Regions from separate parts of the Mus musculus genome. Here regions 2, 3 and 4 are each linked to region 1. A link is a loop called in an ENCODE intact Hi-C map of the cell type or tissue named here. Cell type or tissue: left cerebral cortex. All regions are shown on one strand. Links, peaks and the distances in the headings refer to the core of each region. The heading gives the core; the rest is flanking DNA.

Region 1 (7,374 bases), core at 1,206-6,205:
GAGTTCCTCTACCTCTGGATTCAGGAGCACCAACCCCCAACATCACAAACTCTGGACGCAAACGCAGGCTGAGATAGTCGCTGTGCACACTGCATCAACCAACAGATCTTCTTGCTGTCTGTCTGTGCATCCAGGAGACAGGAGCCATGGCAAAAACTAATCTGAATGTTCACCAAGGCAGCATTTGGGGACAGCAGGGGATCATGCTGCTAGTACGCCACCGTGCAGAGGACAGGCAGCTCCAAGGGCTCCACGCGCAGAGCTGTTGTAGTTGGCTCTAATACACACATGGCAGATCCGCAGCCTGGGAGAGTGGCTGAGAGAGGAACCTCCAAGGAAAACTGTTCACGGAAGAAAGATCCGCCCCCACCCTTGGTCCACCCCACCCCCACCCAGTCTCTTTTTTTTTTCTTTCTTTCTGTTTTCTTGTAGCCCACACTTGTCTTGAGTTTGCTGTGTAGAAGATGACCTCAAACTCCCCACCTCCTGCCCTAGACTCTGCCACTGCTCCCAGCTTAAAAAAAAAAATCACTAAAAAGTCCTTTAGAGGTTACCTTGTTCTTCAGCAGCCAAGTAGGGCCTCAGCCCAAATTCCTTCTCCTCAGATGAGTTCTATCCCCTAGGCTATGGAGGGTAATAACCACAACACAGCAGTTCCCTGCAGGCAGGAAGACTTTCTTTAGAAGGTATCCAGGAAGGCACCTCGGATCTACGAATCTATGCCAACGGAAGGACCTAGCGCTTTTGCATAATTTCTGCCCTCTGCAAAGACCCAATCTCATTTCTACTGCCAATATCCTTAATAAATACAAAGAAAACCTGTCCCCACTGAAGGCAGAGGATCGGTGGGCGCTGGACAGAGGCAGGGATTAGGAGCCTGGTTCCCTGTGTGTAACTCTGCCAAGCACAGCGGTGAGAAACCGCCTCATCTGTGGTACGTGACTGTGCGACGCCTCTCAGGGCCGCCCATGACTGACCGTAGACTCAGGAGCTGACACTCAGGCCTTGTGTTCTATGGTATGGCCAGCTCCTATGCTGATGTACCTATCTTTCTTAGATGTTATGCCTAGTGCTAGCCAGGTGTGGGAAGCAGAGGGAGGGGGGTCTCTACAAAGACCACAAAGTGAGTTCCAGGACAGCCAGGGCCACACAGAAAAACTCTGTTTTTAAAAAACAATGAAGAAGTATTGGGAGTGGGACTGGAGAGATAGCTCAGTAGCTAAGAGTGTGGTTAGTGCTCTTCCAGGGGACCCAGGTCCAGCACTTAAAATGGGAAGCTGACAACCACCTACAATTTCACTTCTAGGAAATCTAGTGTCCTCTGACCTTGGACGCCTTCACATAGGTGGTGCACATAAACTCATACAGGCACACATACATACACATAATAATAAGATCTCTGGTGAGATGGCTCAGTGGGTATAGCGGTTTGAATGACAGATGTCTCCCAGAGTCTGATATTTGAATATTTGGCCCTGGTTGGCGGCACTGCTTAGGGAAGCTTAGGATGTTTGGCCTTGATGAAGGATGTCACTGGAGGATGGGCTTTGAGAGTTTGAGACTTGTGCCATTCCAGTTTGGCTCTTGGTGTTGATGATGGGAATGCTCAGCTGTTCCTACTATCCTGCCTACCTGATGCCATGTTTCCCTGCTGGGATGGTGATGGACTCTCATCCCCATGAAACCGTAAGCCCAAAAGGGTTTTATCACAGCAACTGGAAAGTAACTGATAAAGTGGATCCAGGCACTTGCTGCACAAGCCTGACAAACCCTTGTAATGGGATGGAGAGTTCTGCAAAATTGTCCTCTGACCTCCATAGTGTGCTCTCTCTCTCTCTCTCTCTCTCTCTCTCTCACACACACACACACACACACACACACACACATCAGGCACATACATAGAGATGTATATGCAGAACTGCAGGATTGAAGATGCGAAGGCAAACAGGCAAAGCAGTTCATGGGGACCACCTTACAACCGCTTCTCTACAACGCGCTGGAACCTCAAGAACACACAACACCGCATGCAGCCTCCTAGAGCCACAGAGACCTGAGAATTTCACCTTTATCTGGGCACACATGGTCCAGCAGTTAGCTCAATGAATACTTATTTCTTATTTCCTATTAATAATAATCTCCACCTTGCGAGTGTGTCTGTTTGCTATAGGGACTCCATACTGTGGTTGCCAGGTGCCTCTCAGGAGCTGCCTGTCTTCCTCCTATGTCATTTCTTCCTTTCCACATTCATGTCCCCTCCTGTTATTGCTAATTAGCTAGAACTTTCCACAGCTTAACAACCTCTAAATCTAATCTTGACCCCAACTACTTCCCCTCTACTTTATTTACTTTTTTTTCTTTTCAAAGTCAATCCAATTTTTTTGTTTGTTTGCTTTTCAAGGCAGGGTTTCCCTGGCTGTCCTGAAAATCACTGTGTAGACCAGGCTGGCCTCAAACTCAGAGATCCACCTGACTTTGCTGATCTGAGTGCCGGATTAAAAGCACGTGCCATCACCAGCTGGCTCAATCCAATTCTTAACCCTCGTGTCCCAGTTTGGTATTCTTGTCAACTTGGCAGAAGTCAGGGTCATCTGGAAAGACGGAGCTTCAGGTGGGAAAATGCCTCCATCAGATTGGCCTGTAAACAAGTCTTTGGGGGCATTTTCTCAAATAGTGATTGATGTGGGCAATGCCACCCTAGGGAGGTGGTCCTGACGTGTATACTCGAGCAGACTGAGGGAGCCAGGAAAGCAGATCCTCCGTGGCGTCTGCATCAGTTCCTGCCTCCAGGTCCCTGTCCTGCTAGAGTTCCTTCAGTGATGGACTGTGATGTGGAACAAGTGTGAGCTGAAATAAACTTTTCCTCAGCAAGCTGCTCTGGTCATGGCCTCCATCACAGCAACGGAAACCCTAACCACGACCTCTACTCTACTCCCAATCTCCTGAGGTAAACGCTACTCTGTGCTGCCCTTGGTTATTTCTCTTTCCGCAGTTGCGGATGGCAAAGCGACCACTGCGCTAACTGGCTAGCCCAGAATTTGCAGAGACAATATCACAGCTGTAGTGATAATATACAGCTAATATCTTACTCACGGAATACTGCTTTACAGCCTGAGCTCGCTGACCCAGAAATTATCTGAATTACACACTCAAGTACTCCACATCTGAAAATAATCAATTCCTGAAGCTCTGAATCAGTGTGTGTGTATGTGTGTGTGGGGGGGGGGGGAGTAGAGGAGTAGAGAGTACACTTCAAGATGTAGGTAGAGGTAAGGACTTTCTGAATAGAAGTCTCATGATTCCTCAGAAAGAAGGCCAATAGTAAACAAATGGAATCTCATAATATAAAAAAGCCTTTGTGCAACAAAGGAAACATTTTGTCAAATGAAGAAACTGCCTACTAAATAGGAGAAAATTTTAGGCACCTATAAATCTCACAGGAAATCTAGACTATATAAAAAATAAAATAAAATAACTAAACATCAAGAAAACTAACACCCAATAAAAAAATGAGCAACGGAACTGAACAAAGTTCTCAAAAGAAGAACTACAAATGGCTAATAAGGATTTTCAAAAGTGTCCAACACCAGGTTTATTTGTGCATGAATTTAATCCAAGTAGAGGCAGGCGGAGCTCTGTGATTTTCAGGCTAGCCTGGTCTATACAGTTGAGTTCCTGGACAGCCTCAGCTACACAGTGAGATCCTGCCTCAAAACAAGCAAAAAAGGGGGGGAGGGAGAGGGAGGGAGAAAGGAAGGAAGAGAGGAAGGAAGAAAGTGGACCATGGTTGGCCATCAGGGAAATGCAAATTAAGACTACTTAGTGATTCCATCTTACCCAGTCGGAGGGAGTGTGCTGCTCTTGCAGAAGATCCGGGTTCAGTTCCCAGCCCCCACGTGGTGGCTCACACCATCCGTAGCTCCAGTTCCAAGGGACCTCATGCTCTCTTCTGACTGCTATGAGCACCCATGTGCACACGTACGTACATGGAGACCAATCAAACTTGTACACAAAAATAGATCTTCAAAACAAATGACAGCAAATATTGGCAAGGATGTGGGAAACAGGGAAACGTTACTCATTCTGGGTGGGGGAATGCAATTCAGTGCAGCCATTATGAAAGTCACCGTGGCGCTTTCTCCAAAAGCTGAAAATAAACCTACCATATGTTCTGTTCTATCGTTCCTCAGAATACTGCCAAAGCAGCCCATATTTACAGAGAAACCTGCACAGACATGTTTGTTGCCCGGTTGCCGCTGTATTCACAATAGCTAGGAAATAGAACCCACCAGGAAGGCCAGCAGCTGATCAGTGGACAGTGGAGACGGGAGACACATACACAATGGAATTTTACTCAGCTTTAAGAAAAAGTGAAATTTGAGGGGAAATGGATGTGACTGAAAAATATAGTAATTAAGAGAAGTGTGCCGATTGATTTTTGTCAAATTGACATAAACCTAGACAAATCTGGGAAAAGGGAATCTTAATTGAGAAAATGACTCCATATCTGAGGAGAAATGGAGAAAATGCCACCATAAAATTGACTTCTAAGCCGGGTAGTGGTGGCGCACTTCTTTAATCCCAGCACTTGGGAGGCAGAGGCAGGCAGATTTCTGAGTTCAAGGCCAGCCTGATCTATAGAGTGAGTTCCAGGACAGCCAGGGCTATACAGAGAAACCCTATCTTAAAAAAAAAATTGACTTCTAGACAAATCTGCAAGGCATTTTCTTGATTAATAGTCAATTCGGTAGGGTCTAGCTCACCCGGGGTGACATCACCCCTGGCCAGGTGGTCCCGGGTAGTGTAAGAAAACTGGTTGAGGGCTGGGTACGATTACACATCTTTAATCCCAGCACTCAGGAGGCAAAGGCAGGCAGAACATCACAATTACAAAATTAAAAAGAAAGTAACTGTTGAATCCTTTCACAGCCCTTTCCCACCTATCTAAGACAGACAACCTCAACTCTTCTTCAGTGACCTCTAGACAGGGACAAGTCTCCCTCACTTGGGAAAGAGAAGAGATTCGAGGATCATCCAAAGGTCCATGGTAGGATGGTTTGGGCCAGCATCGGACAAAGCAGGCTATCCTGTCCCTGGCAATGTCCCTCCCTCTGTGGGAGGCAGGCAAAAGTCTACCTGGACTGGGACAGTGTCCTATTCCACCTGAAGTAGGTTCCTCAAGTCACAGGGTGTCTAGGTTTAGCAAGAAGGTGGTAAAGTGAACCAATGGTTCCCTGTCAGACCCAGCCCCGTCTCTCTGAACACCGAGTTCAAATAAAAACAGTGCGACTGCCAGTCTCTATTATCTACTTCACTGTCTCCAAGGTATTCCACACAGCACAAGCCAGGAGGCTGAACCCCTGCGGCCTTTAGTGTGTGTGTGTGTGTGTGTGTGTGTGTGTGTGTGTGTGTATGTGTGTGTGAGAGAGAGAGAGAGAGAGATCAGAGATAACTTCTGAGTCAGCTTTCGTTCTACCCTGTGGTTTCTGGGCTCAGATTCAGCTTGTCAGTTGTGGTAACAAGTACTTTTACCTTCCAAGCCATCCTTCCAAACCTGGAGCTTTCTCGTAAGACCTAGGTAGACTGAGGAGGCCCCCTTTTCCTCTGGAGCATGGACTGAAATCCAGTAGTCTCAGTTTTCCCGTCTCTCCCTCATTCCTTAGCTTGAAGGAGCCAGGACCCAGCACTGGCTCTACCCTGGGTGTGGTAAGTGAGCTATGGCCTTAAGAGCAGGTGGGGAGGGCTGCCTACGGGAGCATAAGAGGTAGGACCAGTTCCCTCCAGACTGCTGGTGTGTGGCCCAGGGCGGAGCCCCTGGGTTTAAAGAGCAGAACCCACCTAGGCTCTCCTCAGACTTCCTCTCTGCACCACTCCCCTGGCTCGAGTCATCTCCCGGGTGAGTAGATGTTTGCTGGGACTTAAGTGTGCTCCTTAGAAGGGGTGGCAGAAAGACCATCTGAGGAAGGGGGAGGGGATGCCTCCAAGACTCTGAGAAGTGAACAACTATTTGGGGATTGTGAGAACAGAGATGGCCTCTCCCGGCCTTGAGAGTTCTGATTTTAAGACTGTGTAGCAGCGAGTTCAGGACTAGGGGAAGTAAGGGCCAACCTTTAACAGAAGCAGAAGTAAAATGAAAATGAGACAATCCAGGAGCTGTGGCTTTGTGTGAAGGGGTAGGAGAAACTGATGAAGGACAAAAGAAAACCAGCTTCAGAGACTGGTAGATTATAAACTCCCATGTCCAGGAGATTTTTAATCCATTTTTCCATCTTAAGGCAAAAAGCCCATGTGGTTTATATATACTGTAGCAGGTTTTCAGGGCTAGGTCTATATTTTAGGATTTACATATCATACATAGCTCCCTTAATTTCATCTGCATAATTTACAAGGTTGTTATAATTTTCAGGACACTGAAACACAGAGATATTACCTGCTAAGTCACACACCTGGTAAGTGGATGTGAGAAGACTGAGCCCAGCCAGTAGGTGCTGGATCTGTGATCTCATTAGCAGATCAGAGCTAAGTATAGTAGACAGTAACCGAGGCTTCAAAACTGAACCCTTGGCACTAGCCTATAGCTACCATTATACAGAAAGAAAGGCTGGGGCTTTTTCTCTCTAAAACTCAGCTGCACAAGGGGTGTCACAAGCAATGTAAATGAGGCCCTGGGTAGGACCTACTCACAGGAGAAAGGGGCTATGTCTCTCACACCAGCAGACCTTTCTAGCAGGTACCTATGCTCTGAGTAGATCTGGGGCTGCTTGGAGCAGAGTTCCTGGCTCTAGAAGAGGAGGCTGGAACTGCACCCTCCAGCCCTGTTGTTGAATTCTGAGATAATCTACGACTCAACCGGATTACTCCAGGCCCAGATCTTTTCAAGTGGAAGAGGCAGGGCCTGGACACCTGGTTGGGAAAGCCTAGCTCCTTCGTAGAACAGACACCTACCTCACTTGGAGCATTTGGTTTTATCTTCGTGGATTCCTACCTTCTGTGAAAGAGATGATCGCAAAGCCTACGTGGTCACTCCAGGGTGTTCTGTTTCTGAACACGTAACTAGAATTAAGCAATCCACATACCCGGGTAATCACTAGTACCATCTGTATGGGGAAGTGGAAAGCGATCGTTTCCTTAAGGTCAGCGCTTGCCTATGTGGGATTCATATGTCTAATTTTCACACCAGTTCTGCCTCTTACTAATGGGGTGAGCTGTGGCAGGTCACAGATCACAGACCCAAGCCACCACTTCTACTCTGCATCTCACCCAGCAGCCTGCAGTCTCACCCTGGGTCCTGATATGGAGGAAATCACCTGTGCCTTTCTCCTGCTGCTAGCAGGTGAGTTCTCCATACACTCCGCCCACCAAGGTAGTGGAGACCAG
Region 2 (7,374 bases), core at 814-5,813, 70 kb before region 1:
GCTGACAACCACCCAAATGGTTGCTGGGCCACTACAACCCACAGCCATAGAAGTGGGGTGGGGGAAGGCTGGCCAGGCATGGAACCCACTCTTCTGTCCTCAGGCCACAACTTGGAGTCCCTGATGTCCTCCTACTCTGGGGCTTCTTCCTGGGCTGAGGTAAAGTAGTATAGAGGAAGCCAAACATGGAAACACCCATGTCTCAGAGGGGTCTGCAGCCTGCCCATGGCTCACAAGTCAAAAAATGTGGTCTCCCAACTCTCTACCAGGCTATGGGGGGCTGCTTTGCTCTGGAGAGCCCAAGCCCAGCAGGGAGGTTCTTGCCCACCGAGTCTGGGATGGACAAGACCAAATCAAGAAGAAAATGGGAGAGCCCTGGGAGGTGAAGGCCCGCCCCTGGGTGCCAATCTAAACCTGGGGCAGGAGGCCATCTGAGCCTCTCCCTTGTCCCACAGAGGGATACAGCTAATAAAAGCAGGGGGTGGGGACAGAAATGGGGGTTCGGTGTCCTGAGGAGGGAAAGAGGGAACCTGATCACCTGTCTCAACCCCCAGGCAGCTTCCAAGAGGCAGGTTCTGTCAATATCCACTAGCTGCATCTCTCAGAGGTAGCTAGAGATGGAGACATCAGGGACCCATCACACAGTCTCTCCCCAATCAGCAGGCCGCAGAATGGACTGGGACGGACACACACACACACACACACACACACACACACACACACACACACACACCACGCTTATTCTGACCAGAATCAGCCAGCTGTACCTGTCAAAGTGTACGCTCCCAAACGGTCCTTCAAATGACCCTAGCCCTAGCCCACGGGACAGAGGGACACACCTCACCATGTCCCCTGGCTCTCTACCCTCAAATGCAGTGCTTACATCCCAATTCCTTGCCAAGAGCAAATGCGTGAGATGCCACCCTAGACCCAGAACGCAGAAGAGCAAATGGAAACTTCCAACTGCGCAGCCCTGAGCTCCTCGGATCCCCGGCCCCCTCCCCCACGCCAGGCCTTGGGCAGTGGACTTGCCAGTGGTGCCCACGCCTGCTACCCGGTGCGCTCCCACCATGCTCGTCCCGGCCGCCCCGCGCGCGGCAGGTGCAGGAGGCGCAGGGGTCCCGCCGTCCAGCCCAGGGCGGAGTTCCAGGAACTCCACGCGGGGCTCCCTGTCGCCCTACCCGGCGCCCGTCCCTGGATCCACGCCCGCCCGCGCTGACGACCCGAGGGGACGGCCCGCCGGAGGAGCCGAGGGGCGCGCGGGGCTGCCGCTGCCTACCTCGGTCAGCGCCAGCGTCGCTCCCGCGCCGCCCTCGCGCCGCAGCCCGGCCCCGAGCAGCGCGCGGCCGGCGCCGGCGGCTCATGCTCGGCGCCCCGGCCCGCGGCTCCCGCCCACCCGCGGCCGCCCCCGCGCTGCGCCAGCTGCGGGCAGAGCAGTTCCCTCCGCAGCCGGCGCCCGGGAGCACGAGCGCGGGGAGCGAGCAGGAGGGCGCGGGGCGAGCAGAGGAGGGTGCGGGGCGAAGGTGCCGCGGGAGAGGGCGGGCCAGGCTTTCTCTGAAAATGGATATGGCAGCCGACAGCCCCAAAGATGATGTGGCTGCCTCATTAAAACCCATTTGGCGACTCTAGGAGAGCTGCGAACATGTTTATCAGTGGTACCTGGCGGGGAAAGTGTTCCCTTCTCCCAGTCACCCTGCGGGCTTGGTAGGCTTTAGATTCCCTCTGGGCAGATGAGAAAACTGATGCTGGGAGGTGAAATGAACCTGCGTGATCTCAGAGCCAGTGAGTGACAGGTCAAGGCTCCAAAGTCACCTTGAGAGATTCTATGGCTCCCATTTGTCCAGAACCACGAGGAGCATTCTGGCTTCCAGTGGAACCTTCTGAGAAGATAGCCCCAGGATCCAGAATGTCCAGGGCAGGCAGCCAGATCCAAACAAGCAGGACGCAGCAAGCCCACAGGTTGCAGGGTGTGTACGGAAGATCACGAGGGGCCCTACGCGTCTCTTGAAGAGACCAAAGACCCTTTTCACTCATTCAGCGAGTTTCCGGAACACCTACTATATGCTAGATGTCATCATTGATCATACAACTATGGTGGCTTCTGCCTGATTGGAGTTGACATTGTCATAGCAAGTAGACAGAGGGGTGGGAGGAGGGAGTCCAAAAACCATTCAAACATCGGGTACCACTGATCCCCGGAGGAAAGAACAGTAGCAAAATCCAGAGATAGGAAATGTGGTTGTAGTCAAGTTGAAGGATCTATTTGGAGAGGTCCAGGGAGTCTTTTGATGAAAGGGCATTTTAACAAAGTCCTGTCAGAGTCAAACCATTCTGATTCGGAAGAGGCCAAATGCAAAGGTCCTGGGATCCAGGATCCCTTGGAAGGAGGCCAGAGTGGGTGTGGTGGAGAAGAGACCCCAGGACGTGCCAAGTGACAGAGCAGCTGACCTGGTCACCATTAACTCACTGAGTTTTTAACACAGAGAGCTGAGGAGCAGCTGGAGGGTTTTACACAATAATGTCATGACCTCACTTTTTAAAAAAATATATTTTGTGGAAAATGTCAGACAGGTACCATAAATGGAGATCAAGACTGAAGATAAAGCTCAGTGGGGAGAGTTAGCCTCATAGAAGTTAGCTCTCCGATGATGAGGAGGAGGAAGAGAAGGAAGAAGAAGAGGAGGAGAAAGAGTAGGAAAAGGAAGAGGAGGAAGAGGAGGAAGAGGAGGAGGAGGAGGAGGAGGAGGAGGAGGAGGAGGAGGAGGAGGAGGAGGAGGAGGAGAATTCAAGGCACAACATTCCAAACGGCCCACCTTCACTATGACTAATTTTAATTTATCTATATCTCTTCCTACCATTTCCTTCATTTTTTGTTCTTTTGATGTGAACTTTAAAACATTTTGTAAGTATAACATATAAACAAAAGTAAATGTGTGTCCAATAGACTTTTAAAAGAATACAGCAACTCGGTGACTACATTAATAGGTATTTGCCCCTGAATTTGCATTGTGAAAAGATTTTCCCCCTGTGGTTCTTTCTCCTTTTGTTTTTTGTGAAAAGATTTTCCCCCTGTGGTTCTTTCTCCTTTTGTTTTTTGCTTTAATAAAAGTTCAGCTTGGGCTGGTGAGATGGCTCAGTGGGTAAGAGCACCCGACTGCTCTTCCGAAGGTCCGGAGTTCAAATCCCAGCAACCACATGGTGGCTCACAACCATCCCTAATGAGATCTGACTCCCTCTTCTGGAGTGTCTGAAGACAGCTACAGTGTACTTACATATAATCAATAAATAAATCTTTAAAAAATAAAAAATAAAAAATAAATAAAAGTTCAGCTTGCGTTTGTTTTTTGTTTTTTCATACAATATATTTTTATCACGGTTTCCATCCCACAACCCTTTGCAGATCTCCCCACCACCACCACCCCATCCAACCTTCTTCATGTACATTCTCTTTCTAAAACAAAAAGGGGAGGGAAGCAAGCAAATAAAATAATGACAAAAAAATCCTCCCCCAAAAAGGAGCCAGCTGCTCCTGGGCATAAGGCCTGCCTTGGAGTGTGGGTGATTTGGCATTCCGCTGAAGAAAGCCGATTTTCCTGTTCCTAGTAGGTATCCATTGCAAACAGGATCTTGGTTAGGGGTGGGACTTTGCATACTTTCTCCTTTTTCATTGGTGGGCACTGGTGTTCATCCTGTGGGTGCTGCTCAAGTCTGAGTTCATGTGTGCATCCGTCCTGTTGTGTCTTGAAGACTGTTTCCTTGGCATCGTCCACCACTTCTGCCACCCCTTCTGCCTAGATCCTTGATCCTTGGCAGATGGGATGTGTTAAGAACAGCCCATTTATGCTCACAGTCATCTATAAGATGGAACACAGGGCCCCCAATAGAGAAGCTAGAGAAAGCACCCAAGGAACTGAAGGGGTCTGCAACCCTATAGGTGGAACAACAATATGAACTAAGCAGTACCCCCAGAGCTCATATCTCTAGCTGCATATGCAGCAGAAGATGGCCTAGTCAGCTATCACTGGGAACAGAGGCCCCTTGGCATTGTAAACTTTATATGCCCCAGTACAGGGAAATGCCAGGGCCAAGAAGCGGGAGTGGGTGGGTAGGGGAGCAGGGCAGAGGGAGGGTATAGGGAACTTTCGGGATAGCATTTGAAATGTATATAAAGAAAATATCAAATAAATAAATAAATAAATAAATCCCATTTAGGGTTGAGTGCTCCAAAGTCTCTCACTCTCTACATGTTATCTAGCTGTGGGTTTCTGTGTTAATTGTGGGATCTTTCTACACTGCTGTAGCTGATCTAGAACTCCTGAGCTCAAGCAGACCTTCACCTTATTCTCAGAGTAGTTGGCACTATGGGCACAGGCTCTATCTAGCCCAGGGTGATTGGAGACTTCCATCCCAACTGCCTCAGTGCCCAGGCGCTGAGATTAACAGGCCTGCTCCACCATGCTGGGCTTGTTCTTGCGTTATTTAGAGCTTAGGGTGTAGTCTATTTTTAGGAAATGCCCTGCATGCCCTTGCAAAGCATGAGTAATCCATACACACCAACAGGGTGGGGCTGGCTAAAGAAGTCTAAACCTTCTAAATTGTTAACTGGATTGGATCTTGTATTCTATTGGTTCCTGAAAAGGGGTTTCTAAAAATTTCTACTGTGGCCACAGACCAGAAACAACCCCCAAATTGTACAGAAGATGGATGGATAAAAGCATTCAGTGCAGCTGACAACAGAACACTTCCCAACAGTAAGAGAGGAGCTGGTATTGAGCACAGCTTGGCTGATTCTTGGCTGCATTACACAGAAGATGCTAAGCTCAGAATCATCCGCCCAACTCTTCTTATGTGATGTCCTAGAAAAGAGAAGACTGTAGAGAGGAAAACCAAGTGATGGTTGGTGCAGAGAAAAGCTTGACTAGTGAGCCAGAAACCTCTAGGGGTGACAAAATGGAGCTGCCTCTTCGTTGGTAGTGCTAATCACATGATCTCTCTCTCTCCCTCCCTCCCTCTCTCTCTCTCTCTCTCTCTCTCTCTCTCTCTCTCTCTCTCTCTCACTCACTCACTCACTCACTCACACACACACGCACACACATACACACACACAAAAGCACATTTTGCTCTGTATAAAGTTATTTTAAAACTATTTTTAATGATTATAAATTATAAACAGTCTTTCCAATGCGAACATCTGGCCATATCTTTCTTCAGATACTGTCTGTAGGTTTTAAATATATATTTTTAAAGGTTTATTTTTATGTTATGTGTATGATGAGTGTTTCTCTGAAAGTATGTCTGTGAACCATGTGCATGCAACGCCCAGCAAGGCCAGAAGAGGGCATCAGATTCTCCGGAACTGCAGTTACAGAACCTAGTGGAAGTGATTAGGCCATTTGGGGTGTTTCTCTCAAATACTGATGTATTCTCATGGGACTCTGGTTCATTCTCGGGAAAGGGTTGTTGATAAATTACTGAACCTTTCCCAGACTCTGACGTCATGTCTTGCTATATGATTTCTCTTGCTCACTGATGCTTTCTCCATGATGAATAGTTTGCGTGACCGAAGAGTAGCTTACTATAGGTCAGATCAATCAGTCCGGTCTCTAAAGAGTTAAATAACCCTCTGTTCTGTATGCACTGCCCAGCTTCAGGTATTTTGTTATAGAATGCTAAAAAACAAACAACAAGAAAACAAAACCTGTCCTAATAAACAGATTAGGGATGAAGGCAGCTCAGGCTAGGATAGTTAGGACTGAAGAAACAGAAAATGTTTACAACTGGGCTTGTGCTGCAAACATAGTCTCAAGTATTTGGGTCACAGAAAAGAAGGACCCAAGGATAGATAGGCAGAGTATCTATGCGATTTCATTTCATATCAAATTTAAATTGCATATTAATCTTTTTGCTCAAGCAGAGCATACAAGCCCAGGTCAATGGTAAAATTCTGAAACCGAAGACCCTATGCCGGGGCTTAAACTGGCCAGACACTTTCCCCAGTGTCCTCCCCTAGTGGAGCTGCCTGGTGAGACTTTCCCGAAGGTGTGTGTCTTGTCCATGGCTGAGATCTAGGTCAAGGGACTGGGAAGTAGTTCTGATCTCCCCCACATGAGTTCAAATGGGGTAGTTTTGAGTCAATGGGCAGTGTAGGCTGTGGAGATGAGAAATAGTCGCCAAGAAGCCTCCTTAGCATAACTACAGCCATCTTGGTCATAGCTGTCATTGTGCCAGGTGACACAGCATATATCACAAACACTATAAGACAAACTCTCTAAAACAGTGGCCAAGCACAGCCTGCTACTCGTTGTTTAGCTGACAACGGCAGGTAGCTTTGTGCGGACCCAGACATGGCCCACCTTTACCCTCTTCCCACGTGCTCCCAACTTGCAGGCTTCCTGTCTCCCTTTGTGTGATGTAGGGTTTCCCTCCTCTGCCACTGTGTGCAAGTCCCCACTAAGCTGCCCTGTAGACTCCTGGGTCCACTTACCTCTTCCTTCCTCTGCTCAGCGTTACAGCCACATGCAGATGATGTCCCCTGAGAATTTGTGTTCCTCTGAAGATCTCTAATGTAGACCTGCCACCATGACTGTCATTCTGACCAGCTGCCCATAAACTGTGGTTCCATAAGCATCTATGGTTCTCAGGGTCTCTGGTCCCATGGCCAGTTGATCTCCTATTTCCACTTAACCTCTCTCTTCTGACTTCTCCAGCCTCCTGCCCAGCTACGTGTTACAGTTTTACCCATACCTCTACCCTACATCTCATTCCTCCCTCTCCAGTGACAGATGAACCCTGCCCCACCTTCTCCACATGGTCTCTCATCTGTCTGAGGGTTGTTGAGATCACATGGTTCTGTGGTCACACTAAACCCACTGGAAATTCACCAGCACCCCTCAGCCACCTCCCCTGCAATCCCCCTTCTCCTGTTTTTATATTGTGAACTATGTCCTACATTCAGAAGAATGTGTGAATGTCTGTTTACAGCCTGAAGATGATCAGAATGAGAACGCCCACAAAAGCCACGAAGTAGGACAGTGCTGCTTCGGAGAACTCTCTCGGGTCCCTTGGCGGGGACTCGCCCCCAGACCTCCTCCCTCGAGTGAGCCTTGGGAATCATTCTCCTGTCGCTGTATGAACTTCCACTCCAGTGAGTATGGTGGGTTTTTTTCACTTGGTAAATAGGGTCATAACTCTGCATCACATTTGTGAACAGGTTGAATGTCCCTAATCCAAATATCTGACATTCAAAATGTACCAAAATATGATTTAAAAAAATATCCCAAGTGGCAAATTCCACACCTATCTTCCTGGTGTGGGTTTCAGTCACTCAGAAAGCAGACACTCTAAAATATGGTAGACATTCCAGGTTATTTGTGT
Region 3 (7,374 bases), core at 1,594-6,593, 130 kb before region 1:
TACCCACCTATGGCCATCCAGCCTCATCTCCCTAAGTCTTCTCCCATGACTGCAGGTCTTAGGTCCAGTGCATGGGAGAGCGAGCTTGGCACATGGATTCAAGAACATACTCGCTCACTGTCTCCACCTCTGTGATCAAGCCCCTAGGCTTCTCTACACCCGTCCCCTCAGACGTAGCCTGGTGGGTTTCTTATCCTTCCTCCCTATAGGGCCGTGTGAGGGCTAAGTCAGAAGATGAGAACTAGCAAGTGCGTGTTCCTAGGGCAGTGCCAGCTATGGCCATGTGACCTGTGATGTGCCCTGCCCCGTGGTTCAGTGGTGATCCCTGATTCTGACCATGGCCTCTGACCTAAGGGACACACCAAAGCTCTTGCTGAGGCCTGAGACAAGCACACCAGAGCTATGCGCACACCAGAGTCTGGGGCTGCGACAGGTAACGCCTAGGAATGGTTACACTCTGTATGCACATTTCCATCTGTGGGACACAGAGACCCGTAAGAAAACTCCACCTCCTCACACTTCACAGAGCTCTGCCAAAGACAGCTTTGCGAACACATTCCCATATCTATGCATTCTGCCTGCTGCTCCCCAGGGACCACACTCCCCAGTGCAGCATTCATACACATCTCCACTTCAGCTCTGGGGATCTGGGCCTGGGAGATAGCAGTCATTGTTTCTCTCCTGTGCCCCTTCAACATCCATAACACGCTCCCGTTGATGGCTCCGAAGTGTAAGGAGGGAAGGGTGAGGAACGCACACCTAGTGAAGAAACAGCTTCCCTCCAGCTGTTGATAGGAGCAATCGTTGCATCTTTGTAAGTCTCAGGACCACAGCCACAGACTGCAGCATGGCCTCCTGACTGCGGGAAATGTAGTAGGGGGTGGGGTGGGGGTAAAGAAAGGATAGCTTCAAGCTCAGAACAAGCACACTGAGATGTGAACCAGGCAGGCTGCAGGACAGAAAAGGATAATGGCCCCAGATGTGAAGCTGCTTCCAGCAGGTGTGTGATGGAGCTTGGCCCCAGCACAACACAACAGCAGTGGCAGGCAGCCAGGGCTGGGAGACTCTTGTGGATCGGACAGAGCTGAGAGAATAAGATAGCTAGCAGTTACTCTGGGCTGCAAGATACTCTGGGAAAGAACAAGATGGGCAGCAAGATTTGGCAACAGATCATAAAGAAGGTCCCTTCTTCCAATCCTGGCAGAGATTTTAGTGCCCCTCTATGCGCCAAGCAGCCCAGACCAAGCTGGCTGTAGCCACTATGGGGCCATAATCACTTTTCCTGTTGCTGTGATAAAACACCCAGCAAAACTGACTGAAATGAGAAAGGGCTGTTCTGACTCACAGTTGGAGGGTTCAATCCATCTTGGTGGGCAAGGCTCGGCAGCAGAGGATAGAGGTCACAGGTCACACTGCATCCACAGTGGGGAGGCTCTACTTGGAGAATACTGCCCTCTGCTTCCAAACTCTACATGGGCTAAGAGACTCTGCCCCCTGGGGGGAGTCCTGGGACTGAGAGCAGCTGCTGCAGTGGAGACCAAAGGGTCCAGACCAGAGGAACCCACTGCCTTTCCTCACTACACACTGTGTGGGCATCTTCACATCCACTCCTGCATGTGAATGGCCCGGGCCATTTATTCTTCTGTCCCCTCCCTCTCTTGGATCCTTTTCTTGTTTCCTCTACTGTGGATGCCCATGGAAGACAAGAGCTAGGTCCATGGAGGACAAGAGCCAGGTGGGGTGGGGAAGCCAGGGTGTGGTTTGGTCTCTAGAGGTCTCATTAAAGACTCAGCCCCTGGCTGCCAGCAATCAGCCTAGTGGGACCAGGGAAAGATAGATGCTGACCTCAGGGTAGAGTCAAGTCACTGCAGGTTGTTCCCCTCTCTCCTGTCCCCACCCTGTGACTGTGTGCATGCTTTGGGGATAGTCTCAAGAAACACGCCCTTATTTTTTTTTTTCCTCTCTGCCTCTAACTTGATACCTCGGAGGCTCTAGACAGCAAGTCTGGAGACTGGGGAGGGCAGAGTGACGCTGTAAATGATTAGCTGGGACAAGAACATTTTCCTTCAGGAGATGGGGGCATTAGGGGGCGTAGAGGGAGGCAGTGCAGCCTGTTCTGGGTCCTGGAAACATCTGAGGCCCAGCTACCTGCTTCTAACACCAACTCTCTCCGGCAGGTTCCTTCCCAAGAGGAGGCGAGGGTCAGCAGTCTTCCCAGTACACCTCATCCAACGCATCTTTTCTAAAGTGCAAGTCTCCTTCCCAGAGACACTAAGGGAAGGACTTTGGATGTCCCAGAGGGACAGCCAGCTAGCAGGCTGCCCTTCAACCCAGCCAACCCCATTCCAGCAGAGAGTAGGGCAATGAACGGCCTAAGAAGGGGCCAGTTTCACGCACATCTGGGAAGCAGGAGTTGGGCATCCTCTGTTGTGTCTTGGGATTGCCAAGAACATTCAGAATTCCAGAGCCCTTCCCAGATTCGAGTCTGTGGTTCTGGAAATTTCTAAGAAGTGTAGAAGTAGCTCTCAACTAACCTTGTTGAATTTTAAATTCTATTGTTAGAAATCAGAGGAAGCCATGAACTGGGGTATCCATGTAGCTCGACACACATAAATGTGACTCCTACAACACAGAAGAAAGCTCGATTCTCAGATAAGGGCAGCAAGCCCTGGCCCTCAGGACCTCCATTCAACTGCTCAGGCCGGCAGTGATGTGCAGGTAAGCCCAGCCTTGCCTTCCCCCCCACCTCCCCAACATCTCCTCAGGAACACGAAGGAAGGCTGAGAGGGAGAGAGGAAGGCCGATCCTCTATCCAGATGGACATGAGGATAAAGATACACTCCTTCAGCGTGCTGCACGTGGTTTCAGGGGCTCTGGGGCTCCCAGGGGGTTGTCCTTAGGCCCAGGCAAAGCAACCAGGATTTCTGAAAAACTAGGACAAAAATGGCCCTGAGGGTACACTTTGCATAAACACCCAGGGTTCTGTCAGAAGGTGGAGGGGCATCAGCCGGCTCCCTGCCTCTGCCAGTTTGGGGAGGGGTCTGCTCTCTGAGGCAGCACCAGGCTTCTATTTTTTAACCTACTCAACAAAAACTGAGACTATTTTTAGCTCGGCAAGCTGCAGGACATCACAATTAGCAACTGAAAATTACACATCCTGCCTGTCTCTCCTCTGCTGCCTGGGCGGGGGTGCTCCAGGATGGAGCTGGGGCCCAGCCTTGTGCCCCTACCCTCAAGGGCACAAAATCTAAAGGGCAGATCAGAGGCCACAGTCAGGGATATGCTGGATGCCTAGACTCAGGGGGAGGGCACATGAGCCCAGCTCTGCCAGGGACCCTACAATGGCTCCCAATCACTCTTTCCAGAAAGCACTTGCACTGGGCTGGGGCAGGGAGAGAGATGCCAGAGAGTACACTCCTTGTTCATTAATGGACGCTCACTACATACACAACCAGCTTCCTGGAGCCGGTACAAACCTTCAGTGAGCCTTCAGTGGGGCAGAGAATTTGCACCAGAGGCTTTGGGCCTCTGTCACATCTCCAGAAGGCTGCCATCAGGTCGCTGGCAGGGCCACCACATTCTCCAATACAGCGGTTCTAAATTATAATTAGGACTCGGAGCAGGCGCTGAGGAAGTGTAAGCAGAAGACTCGGTGTGTTGGGTGAGCACACCTCCCTACAGGCTCAGCTCCTCAGCCTTGAAAGGGGAGGCTCAAGAGCCAAGCATCTCTTGTTTAGAGACTACTAGGCACTCACTAGGGACCACTCTTCTTCCTACCTTTAGGGTCTGTTCCTTCCTGCCAACAGGGGGCACAAATGAACCTCCCGGCTCTCCAGCCAGAGTTCCCTCAGGACAGGAACTTCCACATCCCCTCACCAGCACCTCTTTGTCACTACTATACCCTCAGGGCCTGCATTGAGGGGCAGTGGGAATCTGACTGGCAGATGGAGCCCCCATGTGCACAGGTAGGGGTTCAGGAATCTGCTGAGGCAAAACAAGACTTCCTGCCCTACACTAACAACACCTTTATCATCAACTCCCCTACCCCTCACTACGCAGGTTTTTGTTTCCCACAGGCTGACTTTCCCATCTCCACTTGGAGCAGGTAACACTTGGGGAGCCTGGCCCAAGTCTTGAGTGAAAAATACATGGCTCAGTTTCCCAGGATACAGCCCATGCCACAAGCTACAGGTGAGCTACTGCCTGAGAGTCTTTGGCTCAGGCTCTGTCCAGCCCAAAAGCCTCCCTCAAAGATTCCCCTGGAGACTGTCTTCCCTCCTCCAAAGTTAGGGTCCTGAAGTTGGAGCTGAAATGTCTCCCTTATGCTCTTTTATTTTGTGATTTCTTTCTTTCTTACTTTTTATGTATATGAGTGTGTTGCCTGTATGTGTACATATATACACAGACACATATATACACATATGCATAATATATACACATATATTCATATACACATATACACTCACATATATGTACACATATACATAATATATACACATATATACATATACATATATACACACATATATATACACCATGCATAATATATACACATATACATGCACACACACACACACACATATATGTATATATATATATTGCACATACACACACACACACATATATGTATATATATATATTGCACACACACACACACACACACACATATGTACCATCTGTGTGCCCATGGAGGTAAGAAGAGGCCTTGGAATCCCCTAGAACTGGAGCTACAGGTCATTGTGAACCATTATATGAGTGCTGAGAACCAAACCCAAGTCCTCTACAAGATCAGATAAATGTTCTTAACTGCTGAGTGAAACCAGCTCTTCAGCTCCCCCTTTGAGCTCTGGTTGTGGTCCTGTCCTCTGGATCCACACACAGCAGATGGGTAAGGTCTAGCCACAAGCATAGCCTAGGCCTGAGCTGGCCAAATAGCAACTATGTCATTCTGCTGAGACGAAGCTCCTCCCCTGTAACATGTGATAGTGAAGTGAAGCTTTGAGGCCCACAGCCTGGGGTGCACCTGGCTGCTTCAGCAAGAGCAGGACACAGACTGAGAGATGATATAGGTCTTCCCCTGGCCAGGCCTCTGGGCCCCCTGTTAACACCTTGTAAGGCAGCCAGTTGGCCCACAGCAAAGATGGAGAAGACAGATGCCAACTCTGACTCCTGGCAGATGGATCCCTTGGCCTGTTATTCAGCCCTATCCCAGGCATGGAGGCTCAAAGCAGCCATGGCCTAGGGAGACCACTTGCCTCCTGTATAGAAATAGCATGCTACCTTCTTGGCTCATAGCCCCTCCAGTTGTCACCCTCTCCCCCCTTTGACCACCTGTGCTCTCTACAGCAAGCAAGTTCTTGGGAGAACCAGCCCCTAACCCAGTGACTGATCTGCGGGAACACTGAGCCCAGAGGCCATGAGATAGCTAGGGGTCAATAGGCCATACACTGGCTCCCACATAAGTCTAACCTCAAGGAGCCATAGTTACAGCACCATAAAGGAAGATGACATTTGGGGCAGGTAAGATGACTCCTCACATAAAGGCACTTGCTCCAAGCCCAAAGAGCTACCTGAGTTTGATTCCCAGGACCCCCACGGTGGAAATAGAGAACTGACTCTTGCTATTCTCTGACCTCCACAGACATGCCAGGACACAGGTGTCTCACACATAAATAAATAAATAAATAAATAAATAAATAAATAAATATCATTAGATTTTGGGGGTTCTTTTTAAAAAAAAAAAAAGGGCCACAATTGCCTTGCTGTGATCATAGAACAGGCCAGGGCCTGGCACAGGGTAGCAGGCTGGGTTCCCACAAGGAGGTGGCTGCCATGGGAACCAGAGTGGCAGCCACAGCACCTCCTCTGGTCCTTCTCCACAAAGGTGGGGCCTGAGCACACCACCGATAATTAAAGCTTTGTTGTGGGCACGTGGCTCTTTTTTTTTTTTTTCTGAAATCCTTTCTATTACCATATTTACTATGAATTAGTGGGAGGAATCCTGCCATCTCCTCATTCCTAGCTGCAGATCCTGCTACGGCTGAGCATCCTCCTCCTCTTTCCCTCCTCCACTGCCTCTTTTCATCTATCAGCTTCTTGTGGTGGCTGCTTAGGGGACAGACTGTCATTGTCCACCAATAACTAAGTCCATTCTCAAGGTCTGAGAGGCGTGGGCTGGGAGCAGGTGGGATGTCAGAGAATCCCTGGCCTTTGTCAGTAGGCGGGGTGGCTGCGACTTGCCTCCTACCAACCCCAGGCTTGGGCAGTTGCAGTTCTTGGCCTATGTCATCATCTCCTCTTATGCTGACTCTATAGGAATGAGCTGCCTCCCTTGCATGCAGTTTGGCTTCCGGGTCTTGTATTTCTGGAGCCCAAGTGGCCACAGACATGGACAACAGGCAAATAGGGCATCTTAGCAAATGGCCATCCTCTTCCCAGGGAGCTATGGCAGAGGGAGGAGAAGTGATGTGGGAAGCCAACCTCCTGGGGTCCTGAAAAACACTGGAATAGGATGCCCTGCTGCTGGTCAGAGCCTAGTGTGGCAGCCACTCTTACATGGATCCAACAGGAAGAGACCTGAGTGCACAACTGACAGCTTGGTCCAGGCCATAGCCCTGCACAAGGCTCATGGCATGTGAGAGGCAACAAGATGGCTGGGTCAGAGGTGAGGGCCCTATGGAGGCTAGACCAGAAGAATGGATAGGAGGGGAAGGATGGCAGGTGTGTCGCAGAGCCATCAGCCACCCTCCATAGCTGCCTGTGGATGCTGAATATAGACAAGGAACAAGGGGTCCTTTTCATTTTAAATGACACCTAATTAGACCGAGTAAAGATTTTTTTCCTTTGTGTTTAAAAACAAATCATTGCACTTGCTTGGGTTTTCATCTTGGCAGATGTCCAGAGATGCATCCCTGAGACCCATATGGCTTGGAACAGGGAGCCTTCTGTGAGTCAGTGAGTGGGAAGGGTGGTGGAGGGGCACCTACCTACTCTCTGCTGGGCCCTCGTCCAGTGGCTGCAGACTCTGAGACAGGACAGCACACAAGTCCAAGTCTCCCAGTATTGCATGCACAGCAGCATTCCTGTGTGTCCACCCAGGGCCAGTGGCGTATCCACCCTTGTCCTTCCTTCCCTAAGGCAGCTCACATTACTACATCTCGGTTTCCAGGAAAAACTACAAATGTCCAAAAGACTGAAGCCATCATCCTGGAACTTACAGCTCATAGATGATACACAGGGTGTTTAAGACTTGTGAGTGGAGCCACCATCGTTAGGGATCCCTCCCTCACCTAGCCAACCGTAGAGGATTTTTGGGAAGGCTGGGGCAGCCTGGGATGAAAGCTGAAGAGAGTGGCTAGATCCTGAGAGACAAAA
Region 4 (7,374 bases), core at 1,206-6,205, 130 kb before region 1:
CCTCTGGGGCTAATGATGCTTCCGTCCCTGCCCAGCCCTCAATGCCCACGGTCCTATCAGCGGTAAGGCCTCTTTGCTGTGCCATCAAAACACATCAAATCACCTCTCTCTCATCCAGAATCCAAGCTCCATGCCTGTGCTCCCTGGCTGGCCCTGTCATGGCCAGCACTGTCCTTGACCCTCCCACGTGAAGCATCCAATGATGGCCTGACAGCCCCAGGCATTGTTATCCCTTCCAAGACCCTAGGACAATAGCCTGTCATGCTGGTCTCTAGTGCTCCCAAAAGCCCAACCTCCCACACAGATGGCTTCCCCACCCAGGCCTGCCCTGTCTTCCTTAAATGTTCCCACTCACCTAGTTCTTTCTCACTCTTCTTCAGTGGGGTCCTTACACCCACAGGACATCTCTGACGCCTCTTCTGGCTACCCTGACAAAGGCACAAACATCACCCCACACTGGTAGTCAGCTCGCTAAGCCCAAGTGTGCCACACATCCCTGGGGAGACCGGGGCAGGCTGTGTAGCCCCCTGGTGGTTAGTAGAATGATGTGTGTCAATGAGCTAGAACTGAGGTGCCAATGTAGGGCCCCTTCCTGTCCTAGGACCCTGTCAACCTGTTCCCCAGCAAAAAGTAGGTGGCACAGCAGAGTGACGCAGGATGGGTATTAGCAGAGGAAACAGTCACCGGAGCTGAGCATCGTTTTACGTCTGCATGATACCAGAATCATCCTTCCTGATGCACTCCTGCTGTGGGCTACTCCTCTACGTTCATCTTTAGTCCTTTCTGCCATGTAACTTAGTCTGTATATTACTCACTGTGGAGGTGCTCAACCTTCCTAATGTTGCGACCCTTTAATGCTGTTCTTCGTGTTGTGCTGAGCCCCAGCCATAAAATGTATTTCGCTGATACTTCATAAGTATAATTTTGCTACTGCTATGAATTATAATGTAAATATCTGACATGCAGGCTATCTGAGAGGCAACCCCTTGAAAGGGTCGTTTAACCCCAAGGGGTCTTGACCCACAGGTTAAGAACCAATGATTTTCTGGCACCCAGATGAGCTCTGTGAGGATAAGAACTGTTGCCTGCTTAGTTCTCTGCAAACCACAGTGCCAGCGCATAGCAGGTGCTTAATAAATGTGCATTGTCTGTCCTACATCTTCAGCCCATTAATGTTGGCTCCTCATCTCCACTCTTCCAAATCAATGGTCTGCACTGGGTCTGGTCTAGACAGGTCTGTGTACTGCTCCTGAATCCCACTGCCCACTATGGCTCAAAACAGCTAGAAAGGTGCAGTGGTGGCTCAGGCCCAGGGTTAATTTTAGGGAGATTCTCAGCCTTCCCCTCACTAGGCACTCTTCTCTTTAAACACATGACATTTGAGAATGCACAGGCACAGCCTTGCCCCCACACCTGCCTCCTCTTAACGGCTCTCACTTAAGCCTCCCATATATAAACACGTCCTCTCTCCCGCCCACACATCGCACATACAAGCGCACACCTCCCACATGATCAACCACTCCATCACAGACCGCCCCCACTCCAAGCACTTATGGAGTAAACAGTGGTTCTGAGCCCAAGGATAGGGGAAATTCCAAGATCGCCACTGCTTTTTACAAGTCTGCTCTGTCCAGGACAGCCCTTTGCTTTCTCTTCTGCCGCACCCGGACCCTGCTGCGAAACACCCCACCCCACCCCCACCCCCTGCAGGTTTTCAAGTGGCGCTTTACAGCGGAGCCGCTGGTGTCAGCAGAGGCTAGGAAGGCAGCAGCTGCACCTTGGGCGAGGCCCAAGTGGCGGCAGGTGTCCGGGCAGGGACAGGAGAGAGAGTTGCCCTGGTTGTCCTGGGGGCGAGCACCCTCCTGGCCGCGCTTCCCAAGCTCTGGGGCACAGAAACCTTAACCTTGCGGTCCTGCTGTGGTCAAGACACTGCCCTGGAGTGCTCCTAACCCGCAGTCCCGCACTGCCACAACCCTACCTGGGGCTCCAGAAACATCCTGGCTACAGCTCCCGCTACCGGACCCGCAGGCGGTGTAGAAGCCCGACTACCCTCCGGGGCTGAGCCAGTGCCGCCCAAGCCCGGGGACTTCCCTCCCGTGACCCAGCCACCTCCCGCCCGGGGCGGGGCTGGCGAGCCTCGTGAACAAGACCCTGGGAGGAGCACTAGCAAGGGACAGGGCGAGGCACAGTGAGGCGTGAGCACCCGCAGGGTTTGTGGTGCTAGGTTTGGGAATGGCGTAAGGGTCAAGGCTCTGGGCTCTGGGCGGGGTGGGTCGTCTTGCTGGTGAAGTCCAGGAAGGAGAGGGGAGGGGAGGGGAGGGGAGGGCCAGGAAGGGTCCCAGACTCCTCCTTGGAGACTGAACGCTACAGAGCTACCGCAGGTGCCCAAGCAGCGCTTAGTTCAGATGCTTCCCCTGCCGGGCGGGCGCTCGCTCCACACAGCTGTAGTCTGAAGTGTCTTGAATCCTCAGTCCTTCTATCATCCCCAGAACGCCAGGGATACAGCAGCTGCTGTCGTGGAAGGGCTAATCCGAGTAAGGGATATGCCTGGTGCCTGTCTCTGAGGATCTATCTCACCTCACCCCCACCCCCACCCCACTCCCTGCACTAGGAAAGAATCCTGTCAGGTGCCTCCCACCGCAGCTCCAGCTCTTAGAGTTTAGATGGCAGCGGTGGGCTGAAATGAAGAATGCCCTCTCTGGGGATCTGAAACTAAGGAAGCAGATAGAGGCTGGGAGGGCAGAGAGAGCTGGGCCAGGTTCTAGGAGTCAAAGCTGCTCTCAGCTGGAACCATAGACCATAGACGGGGCAGAGGATGCCCAGGGGGGATTAAACAATCCTATGAGAGCACACAAGCAAGCCATGGTCCCTAATGGAGACTGATGACCCGGACTTTACCCCACCCTGTCTGATCTCTGCCCAGCGGCCTGAGGGAGCACACTTCTCTCCTGCCATCTCCCTTCCCCTCTTTCTCCATCAGCTCTCTTAGCACAAAGATCCATCAGCAGACAGACTCTTGGGTAGTTAGTTCAGTCTTGTGGAACTCTGAATGTTGGGCTCATTCCCTTGTCTCCTAGGAGGACCCAGGCCCTCTGGGCTCTGCCTCCCCTGACGTCTCTACCAGCTCGCACTGTCGCTGGACCCCACCTTTCTTCTCAGGGGTCTCAGAGCCCATAGTATTTATTCCCTCCTGGAACAGCTCCACAGATGGCGGGGAGGAGGGTGCATCAGCTTTCACACAGGGCCCCCCTCTTCCAGCCCTGCATCTTGTTCCAGGGGATGCAAAGCTCACAGTGACCTCTGCTGGCGAATCTTGTCAAGACCCACCTAGACCCTCGGGTGCTGGGCCCTTGCTAGGCTCAGGTCATTCCTTCAGACTGCTCTTCTAATACCAAGAGAAACAAAACTGGAGTTCTACTTCTAGGAAGTTACCTGTCCCTGCCTTCTTTAGCCCTGTTCCTTGACCCTCTAGGACACCTGGGTCCTAAGAGGGTGATGGCATTTCTCCCACATGCACAGTTAACAAGCCAGTTGCCACCTGCTCCAGAGCAAGCTTTCCCCAGGGAGCCTATCTAGTCCCATCTCTGGCAGACATGGATGAAGCTGTCTGTCACAAGTCTGACCTCAGCATGCATATATGCATCAATCCACATCTTTCCCAGCGTCCAGGGACCTAGGGAAGCTGGCAGGCTAAAGGCTGACTCCTGTCAGATGTCCTGCTTAAAGCTATCTCGCAGCAAGGGCTTGTGGTGCCCGACCCAAGACACCATTGGAAAGTGGAGATGTGATGCGGTCTGTAAACAGCTGCTGGGGTTACTGGAAAGGCAAGACACATGGGAGGACATGCTTCCCTCCTTACTCCAGACAGCGGGGGCTGTCCTTAACAGTCCTTGTCTATAAGAGACTACCCTGAGAGTGATTGAAAAAAGAGGCAGAGAAGCCTGGCTCTGTGATGAAAGTGACAGGGCCATCCTCATAAGCACAGGACAAAATTGTAAGCTATAGCATTTTGTCTGCTTCCGCGGGTGGATGGACTCCATTGGGGCCCAAGTAAGGTCTGGGCACTTTGGTCTTAAATTGCAGTGCTTCAGTAAAGATCACAGTGAAAAGCGGAGTCCCGGGGCCTCGGGGTTCTGTTGCTCTCTCTCTGTGAGGACCTCAGCTCCTCTAACCTGGCTTAGCATGGAGTGCTTCCCCAGGTGTGGGGTCACACCCCCTTAGGAGTCTGTCTATATGTCATCTTCTCAATGACATCTTTAAGAGGTCACCTTCCATCGTGGCCTATCTCCCTCACCACAGGTTCCCTCCTTGGGTTACTCAATCCAGCCTTATCTTTCCACCTCCTTATTGGTCTGCTTTAAAAAGAATCTGAGCACCATGAGAGGAAGATCTTTATCTGCTCACTGTTCAGTCAGTAACTGTAACTTGCCTGTGCATAGGGGCATGGTGGAATCCATCTATGGAACATATACACGAATATACTTGCCTGTTTGCAGATACAGATGTGGCTATGGAGTTAGATGTGAATACTAGTGTGGATATGCTGATCCTGATATATGGATACGAACAGAAATTGAGAAAGATAGGACAATGAAATATGGATAAAGATATAGGTTTTCATGTATAAAGATAGAATTTATGGGCAAAACATAGACATGGATAGAGAGATAAATATAGATATGGTATATAGATGTGGATTCAGGTATAGACAGCCAACACAGGGCTCAAGCCTATAATATATATAAGAACTTAACAAGCCAAAAGAGTCAAAGACCCGTTTGTATAATGAACAAAGTTATGGAGAGGTACTTCATGGTATAGCAGCATGTTTAAGTCATTGGAGTTTATCAGTCATCAGCCAGAGAGACGCTAAAATCACACTGTGAAAATCCCTACACACCCAGACTGGCAAAAATGAAAAAGCAGAAAATGCCAAGTGCTGGCAAGAAAGTGGCAAAACTGTCCGTTGCTAGTGGCCACATGGCCAGGGCAGTCATGTGAGAGCAAGCTCCAACTGTCTTCTGGGAGCTGAGCACACACAGATCTAAAAGCTCCACCTGGAGTATACAGACTTGGCAGAAACGCTCACAGACTCATACCTAGAGATACATGAGCACTGTCTCCGATGGCTTCTAACTAAAAACAACCCAAGCATCCCCCACAGAGGATGTTTCAAGACAGGCACAAACCAGAGCTCTGCATAACCATCTGGTCATCACCTCAGAAGGTTGCTAAGGGAAACCTATACACCAAGGAAGAAGGGTGGTTTTGATCATAAGGCACAGAAAGCATAAGACACATACACCACAAACCAAGAGATACAGGGTGTAAAACCATAAGTGAATAGAAGCTTAAAACAAACATTGTGCAGTTATTGACAATCAATAAAGTAGACTTCAAATCAAAATTGATCAGAAGAAATAAAAAAAGGTAAAAGGTCACTGCCTAATAATAAATGGAATAACTCATCAAGAAAATACAACAATAGTAAATACATATATTCCAAACCAGGCTCTCAGTTTTATAAACCACTAGTGGACATAAAAATTAGATACACTCTGACACAACACTAGTGGGAGGTTTCAGTACTTCGTCCTACTAATCTCTAGATAGGTGTCCCCCACTTGAACAGATGCATCCATATATATTCAAAAAGAGAGGGAGGGAGACCAGATTAATAAAGTTGAACATTAAAAAAAATGGAGACTACAACAGATCCCAATGAAACCCAGAGAATAATTAGGGAATATTTTGAAAATCTATTTTTTTAAACTAAAAGAGATAGATGTATTCCTACATGCACATGATCTACTTCTTAAATCAAGAGGGGGTAAAACAACTTGGACAGATCCATGCTCAGCAACCACGGTGAAGCAATAATAAAGGCACCCGGCAAGCAAACCCGGGGAGAAAGAGAGACAGAGACAGAGACACAGAGACACACAGAGAGAAAGAGACAGAGACAGAGACAGAGACACAGAGACACACAGAGAGAAAGAGACAGAGACAGAGACAGAGACAGAGAGACACACAGAGAGACAGAGACAGAGAGACACACAGAGAGACAGAGACAGAGACAGAGACACAGAGACACACAGAGAGACAGAGACAGAGACAGAGAGACACACAGAGAGACAGAGACAGAGACAGAGAGACACACAGACAGAGTCAACATGAGTATTTCTCAAACTGTTTCATAAAACAGAAAAGGAAGGAATTTATCAAACTCAGTGTGTGAAGCCAGCTTTCCCCTAACACCAAAACCAGGTAAGTACATAATAGTTAGAGAGAGAGAGAGAGAGAGAGAGAGAGGGAGAGAGAGAGAGAGAAAGAGAGAAAAGAAAACAGTCACGATGAACATAGGTACAAAAGGTATTCATTAAATTCTTGCAAACTGAATCCAGGAACACATTGGTAAGACCATCATGATGGGCTTCATTCAGAGAAGCAAGGCTGGTTTGACATACATGAATCAGTAAGAGCAAGACTGAGCTCTTCATTGAATACATATAAGGACAGAAGCCACATCATCACCTCAATGTAGAAAAGGCCTTCAGTGAAGTTCAACATCAATAATAATAATAATAATAATAATAATAATAATAATAATAATAACAAAAGGAAGCCTGAAGAAATGTGGAATAGAACATACCTAAACACAGTAAAGGCTACAGGTGACATAATAAACAGGGAGAAACTAAAAGCATTTCTTCTAAACTCTGGAATGAGTCAAGGCTGCCTGCTTTCTCCACACTTATTTAATATAATACAATATATTGTTAAAAATCGAAAGCAACAAAACAAAAGAAGAGAGATATCAGTAGGAAAGGAAGAATTGAAATTATCCCTGTTTATAGACAGCTTGATCCTGCATGGAAGGGACCCTGAAGACTCCAGTGGAAAACTCCTGGAACTGCAAACAGCAAATCAACAGCACACAAATGCAACCCGCCAAAGCCGGTAGCCTCTCCACCTGCCAATAGCAAACTTGTTGAGAAAGAAATTAGGGGGAACCCCATTAACAAGAGTTTCAAAGTGAAAACAAAAACAAACAAACAAAAAACTATCTAGGAATAAATCTAACCAAGGAGGTGAAGACATCTACAGTGAAACTGTAAGACACTAGAGTAAGAGGCTGGAGATGGGGCTGGAGAGATGGCCGTATTACTAAAAGCAATCTACACAGCCAATATATCCCCATCGAAATTGCAATTATACTTTTCCCAGTGTTAAAAAATCCCCAAATTCATATTTCCATACAGAAGACCTCCAAAGAGACAAATCAATCCTCAGCAAAAAGAGGGACACTGTAGGCATCACAGTACCTGTACTGGCTAGTTTTGTGTCAACTTGACACAAGCTGGAGTTATCACA

What was found. A loop is a pair of places that touch in the nucleus more often than their neighbours do. Peaks named below come from ENCODE experiments on the same cell type or tissue, not always from the same donor. Only the 100,000 strongest peaks of a DNase experiment are listed, where the experiment ranks them.
Region 2: a loop joins it to region 1, with 3.0 times the contacts of the local background. A loop is called at or near these places in 10 of 42 quality-filtered maps.
Region 3: a loop joins it to region 1, with 2.6 times the contacts of the local background. A loop is called at or near these places in 2 of 42 quality-filtered maps.
Region 4: a loop joins it to region 1, with 2.4 times the contacts of the local background. A loop is called at or near these places in 2 of 42 quality-filtered maps.

What each region holds. Positions count from the first base shown.
Region 1 is chr6:117,935,810-117,943,183 of GRCm38, reverse strand. It overlaps Fxyd4 (FXYD domain-containing ion transport regulator 4), which reads left to right and starts at 5,849. Exons shown (of 9, transcript NM_033648.1): 1 at 5,849-5,893; 2 at 6,404-6,446; 3 at 7,262-7,330. The coding sequence starts at 7,291. In left cerebral cortex, for the core only: no CTCF peak of the experiment used is centred there; a DNase peak (open chromatin) is centred at 4,061; H3K27ac peaks cover 854 bases.
Region 2 is chr6:118,005,469-118,012,842 of GRCm38, reverse strand. It overlaps Gm38884 (a long non-coding RNA gene), which reads right to left. Exons shown (of 5, transcript XR_003956500.1): 5 at 4,192-4,856. It also overlaps a transcript of Rasgef1a not described here. Among named protein-coding and RNA genes, the nearest start is that of Gm38884, 24 kb to the right of the region's middle. In left cerebral cortex, for the core only: a CTCF peak has its summit at 5,320 (motif pointing right); DNase peaks (open chromatin) are centred at 1,585, 3,704, 4,818, 5,335 and 1 more place; H3K4me3 peaks cover 1,427 bases; H3K27ac peaks cover 2,307 bases.
Region 3 is chr6:118,070,116-118,077,489 of GRCm38, reverse strand. The region is part of intron 1 of Rasgef1a (RasGEF domain family, member 1A); the gene reads right to left. Among named protein-coding and RNA genes, the nearest start is that of Rasgef1a, 7.4 kb to the right of the region's middle. In left cerebral cortex, for the core only: a CTCF peak has its summit at 3,827 (motif pointing right); DNase peaks (open chromatin) are centred at 3,407, 5,880, 6,047, 6,247 and 1 more place; H3K27ac peaks cover 1,573 bases.
Region 4 is chr6:118,061,067-118,068,440 of GRCm38, reverse strand. Rasgef1a (RasGEF domain family, member 1A) reads right to left here and starts at 2,056. Exons shown (of 13, transcript NM_027526.1): 1 at 1,979-2,056. The coding sequence starts at 1,996. In left cerebral cortex, for the core only: a CTCF peak has its summit at 3,309 (motif pointing left); DNase peaks (open chromatin) are centred at 1,466, 1,972, 2,530 and 3,262; H3K4me3 peaks cover 1,286 bases; H3K27ac peaks cover 1,496 bases.